Linked DNA regions of Homo sapiens: region 2 is linked to region 1. A link is a loop called in an ENCODE intact Hi-C map of the cell type or tissue named here. Cell type or tissue: A673. All regions are shown on one strand.

Region 1 (2,500 bases):
CCTGGTCTGGGCGCTGGCACATGCCCCCCACCACCCACCTTCACATCACTCTCTAGACACTCCCTGGACCATCCCCCTGACTCCGCCTTACAGCAGACTCTCCATCACCCTTATGGGACAGGGCAGGTGCTTGCACCTCACGTGGAAGGGGAAGGACAGAGAGAAGCCACGTGAGATACCGCACACCCTGGAGGGGCAAAGGGAAGGGAGACGCTTTGACCTGGTGTAGGTTTTCCATGAGGGAGGAAAGACAGCTCGGAATTTGGAGGAGAGGCTGCCTCCTCCTTGAAGCCCTGGTGTGAACTTGTGATCTGAGCCTCCAGCCTGGGCCCAGACCCTTCGCTGCTGTCGCCACAAGGGTGCACCTTCGTCTCAACAGCTAGGGCGCCCGGCCCATGCTCTGTGCTTTGCACACATCCCCTCAGTTCACAGTCTCCCCCAGTGAAAGGGGAATCATTCTCCCCATCTCCCAGGGGAGCAAACTGAGCCCCAGAGCTGTAGTCACATGACCACGGCCATAGGGCACACCAGGGACAGAGCCTATTCACGCCAGGGCTTTGGATGGCAGAGTCCGTGGTCCCTCCAAGGTGCCTGTGTTGGGCTCCCTTCGACACCTCTGTTTGGTGTCTCTAGTATCCCCCTCCCCCACCAGGCTGCAGCTATTTTTGGCTTGAAGGCACTTATATTCTGATTTGGGGACAAAGGACAATTTGTCCATAGGAACGAGGGAGGGTAGGGCACAGGAAGATACCTCCTTGGGGTGCTCCTTCCTGGCCCCCACTGCACCCCAACGCTCAGATCTGAGCTGCCACCCCCTGCTCCAGCAAATCCTCTGGACATGCCCCTCCAGGGCATCTCAGAGTGAGGCATGGGATAGCAAGGCCAGCTGCAGTTGGGGAGGATACAACCGTTCCCATGAGAGAAGTCACCACCCACTCAGGAGCCTTTGGGAAGGAGGTTGGGAAGGAGGGGATTAAAGAGATTAGATTAAGTGCGACAGGTGCCACAGTGACAGGGACCAGCCCAGCTCACAGCCATGAAGCCCGAGCCCCATCCCCCAGCAAGGCCTGCTCACCCCATTCCTGGGCCAATGGTGCCATCCTGTGGCCAGCTTCCTCCCTAGCAGCCTCAAAGCCAGCCATTCCGGCCCCATTCAAACCACATAATTCCACCGTGGTCATCATTTCACTACGTGTATCAAAACATCCCGCTGTACACCTTCACTATAGACAAGACAAAATAAAGACAGAATAAATAAATTTTTAAAAAAATTTCAATCCATAATTCCAAGGTCCAAGGCAGTCCCTGAGATGATTTTGCCCCGCGTCAGCAGTCCATTTCACAGATGGGCAAACAGGCTCAGAAAGCATCAGCCGAGGCACAGTAAAGGGTGAACAGGGACAGCAGGAACTTCAGAGTCCAACAGGCTCAGCTTCAAATTGCAGCTCCACTACGCCATGACTCAGATGAGTCTCTTCCCGTCTCCAAGCCTGTGTGTCATCTGTAAAATGGGGCTGATAACCATACTGGCTTCACCTCGTGCTTGTGAACTGTTAAGTAGCATGCAGGTCTTTGCCATCATGATTGTGTAGGAATGTCCACCTGTCTGACTCCAGGCCCCACCTGGCACCGTGCACAAGTTCAGAATCAAGTCTGAAACCACAGGCCTGGACCATGTTCACACTGCGCTCCTCCAGGGCAAAGGCCAGGGCACCCCCCACCCCCACCCCCTGCCAAATACAGCTTCCCGGTATGTTCCTCAGCACTTCTGTGTCTGCGATGCTCCCACACTTCCTTTGCCCCTTCCTTCATAGTCAGGCTCCTGTGAGAAAGTAGGGCCATGATTGCAGAAACAGACAGTCTGCTCATTGCTGGGGCCCTGGGGCCTGAGCCAGTGCCTGACACAGAGCAGGTGCTCAGTAAATCACTGTTGGGTGAGTAAATCAATGAATGATTTACTTTTGGTCCCCCCTCTCACATGCAATTACGCCATTATTCCTTTTTAACATCATATTCACTTGTCAATGCATGGCTGTACTAGGTCAGCTCAGTTAGCACTGTGGCTGACAGCACCTGACTCAGGAGTCTGTGAGATCCATTTAGTCCCAGCTCCATCGCTCACTAGATGGGGCACACTGACATGCTACTGAAACCCTCCATGCTTCAGTTTCCTCATCTGTAAAATGGAATGATAAATAGTAAATCCTTCATAGGATCACAGTGAGAAGTCATCAAATCAAGGTCTAGTCTATGAAAAGTGCCCAGAGTGGTGCCGGGCACATAGTAGGTGCTCAATAAACACTGGCCCTTATTACTGGTAGCTGCATTTGGCCTTGACATCTCCAACTCTTTGCAGCATCTTACCCTGTTTGTGTCTTGCCCTGTCCCTTGCCCTCTAGCCCTTCCCCCATCGTAATTACAGAGCAGGGGAGCTCACTGCAGAAGACGGGGTTCAGCCTCTGAAGCCCAACAATCCTCGGTTCAAATCCTGTTTGAGCAG
Region 2 (2,500 bases), 620 kb before region 1:
GAAGTCTTATGAGGTGGGTGGAAGAGAGTCAGTCTGCATTCTGGCTGGTGCTCCTGTCTCCGGTCCGGGTCCCTCCTGAGTTCTGGCTGCATCTGAGAGACCAGGGTCCTTATGCCAAACCCCCTCTTCTCTGCAGCTGAGCAGATTCTGTCACTTGTGACTCAAGCAGCCCTGATTCCCACGAGGAAGAAGAACTTCCTGATCGTCAGAGGGGTCCAGAGCCAGGTGGGCACTGACCTCAGAAGGAAGATCACTGAGGTCCATGGGAGGGCGGGAATCCCGCGGTGCTGGGGCCCAGGCCCTGCACCCTGGTGGCTGGGGTGTCCTAGGGCCTCTCTCCTAATTAACCTCCTCTCCGCTGTTTTCTCCCTCCTGCTCCATGTCCCTTCTTTCCTCATCTCCCACACCCAGCCCCTCCCGAGATCATCCATTCATCCCTTAGGCAGCATCTATAGCCCACTTGTGGCTGTTCATCCACTGGGCTGGCCACCCTGGGGACGCAGAGAGGGACAAGGCCGTGTCCCTGTCCTCAGGGAGCCTCCGGTCTGGCTGGCGGAACAGACACAGAATCAATCACAGCCCAGCCTGGCCAGTGCTGAGATGGGGGAAGATGTGGGAGGGGCTGGGGAGCTAGGGGCAGGCCAGGCCCTGGACATGGAGAAGGGGAGGACTTCTGAGAGGAGGTGGTGTCTATGCTGAGACCTGAAGGAGAAGTCGGGGAGCCAGGGGAAGAGGCTCAGGGGGAGAAGGTTACTGCAGCAGCCCAGCACAGGCAGGGCACTGGCAGAGAGGGGGAGCCTGGTGCCCTTGGAAACGGCAAGCAGTTCTGCTTGGCCAGGGCAGGGTGGGGAGGGTGGGGAGGTGTGGAAAGATGGGGCTGGGGTCCACCTGGGTCAGACCACAGAGGGCATAGGGAGGGCTATGGGAGGAAGTGACCTCTCTGTAAGCATGGAGGAGCGGGTGTTCCAAGAGGATCTGGGCTCCTCAGACCTCCTGAATAGCGAGGAGGGGAGGAGGCTTCTATCTTCCTCCCTCCCTCTGGCCTCCTCTCTCTCTCTCTCTCTCTCCTCTTTAACTCTTACTCCACCTAGATGAACCAGCTCAGATGCCACCCACTCTCCCCTCTCTCTGTCTTTCTCCCCCTCCTCTCCCCTCACTTCTCCTCTTTTGTCCTCTCCTTCGCTTATACTCCCCCTTCCCCCATTTCTCTCCCTCCCTCCTTCCCTCCCCATTCCCCTCCCTCTCTCTGCAGACCCCTCCCCACCTCCTCCCGGCCCCGCCCAGCCGCGCTTGTGAGGTCCTGCAGCGCCACCTTCAGGCCGCGGCCGGGAGCGGTGCCGGTGCGGGGCGCCCCACCAGGAGGAGGTGGCGGAGGTCCCGGGGGCCGCCCCGCCTCGCAGCCTGGGCTCTGCCTGCTCTGCGTCCACGCCAGCATAAGCCCCAGCCGGCTCCGTCTCCCCTAACGACTCTAATTACCAGCCAAGCTCGGCTCCCCAAGGCCCAGGCGCCAGAACTGATGACTTTAATAACAGAATCCCTTCCCTTTCACGGCCTGCTCCGGGGGCCGCTGGCCTGAGGATGCAGCGATCTCTGCTGTCCTGGGAGGGCGGGGTCCCACGGGGGTTCTACACCCTCTTACACATGGGGAGGGGGGGCTCAGCCAGGGCAGTGAGGGGAGAATCGCTTAGGGTGGCCTAAGAGAGCCTGGCGCCGCGCGCTTGTTCATCTATGGCAAAAACCGCAATAACTTTTGCACCAACTTAATATTTGATCGATGATCACTCAGGGACATCACCCTGAACTTAACGGGTCCTGGGACCAGACACCCAGAGATGAAAAGACAGTGGGGTACAGTTCTAGCGCTGGGTGATTGAAGCTACGACACTGGCCTGTGACAATTCCTGCGGGGCCCAGAGAAGGTGCTGGCACCCCGGGGGGGCTATCAGAAGCGTGAGGGAGGGGGCTCTGAACTGGCTTCAGAGTGGGTGGCATCTGGGCCGGTTCATCTAGGTGGAGTAAGAGTTTGCAGGGGAAAGACGATGAGAAGGGCATTCCAGGCAGGCGGCAGTTGCCCAGAGGCGTGGAGGCTGGAAAGAGCAGAGGCTTTCAGAGATGGGGAGTCCTGTGTGGCTGAAAATGGAGGGGAAAGGGGGGGTTAGGCTGGGGGACCATCAGGTGTCAGACTGGAAAGGACTCTGGGTGCTTTTTGCTAGCCCTGTATCTATATTCAGTACTGATACAATATAAGCTAATAGCAACAATCATACAAATTATTATTATTACTATTAATATTATAGCCACTAATACTTATTAAGGGCTTTCTGTCTGCCAGGTGCTCTCTCAAGCACTTTATGTCTATTGACTGAATTAATTTTTATGACAGCCCCATGAGGTAGGCACGATTGGAGAAACAGGCACAGAGACGTTAAATAACTTGTCTAAGATGGCTCAGGTACTGAATGGCAGAGCATCCTCTCTCCAGAGCCAGCTTTCTTTACTT

The links. A loop is a pair of places that touch in the nucleus more often than their neighbours do. Peaks named below come from ENCODE experiments on the same cell type or tissue, not always from the same donor. Only the 100,000 strongest peaks of a DNase experiment are listed, where the experiment ranks them.
Region 2: a loop joins it to region 1, with 7 times the contacts of the local background. A loop is called at or near these places in 12 of 110 quality-filtered maps.

The regions. Positions count from the first base shown.
Region 1 is chr1:30,707,191-30,709,690 of GRCh38, forward strand. LOC124903888 (a long non-coding RNA gene) reads right to left here. Exons shown (of 2, transcript XR_007065565.1): 2 at 1,256-1,501. Among named protein-coding and RNA genes, the nearest start is that of MATN1-AS1, 10 kb to the right of the region's middle. RefSeq lists an enhancer at 672-1,172. In A673, a CTCF peak has its summit at 1,118 (motif pointing left); a DNase peak (open chromatin) is centred at 1,051.
Region 2 is chr1:30,084,814-30,087,313 of GRCh38, forward strand. No RefSeq gene overlaps it. Among named protein-coding and RNA genes, the nearest start is that of LINC01648, 48 kb to the left of the region's middle. In A673, a CTCF peak has its summit at 1,309 (motif pointing left); a DNase peak (open chromatin) is centred at 1,268; H3K27ac peaks cover 1,333 bases.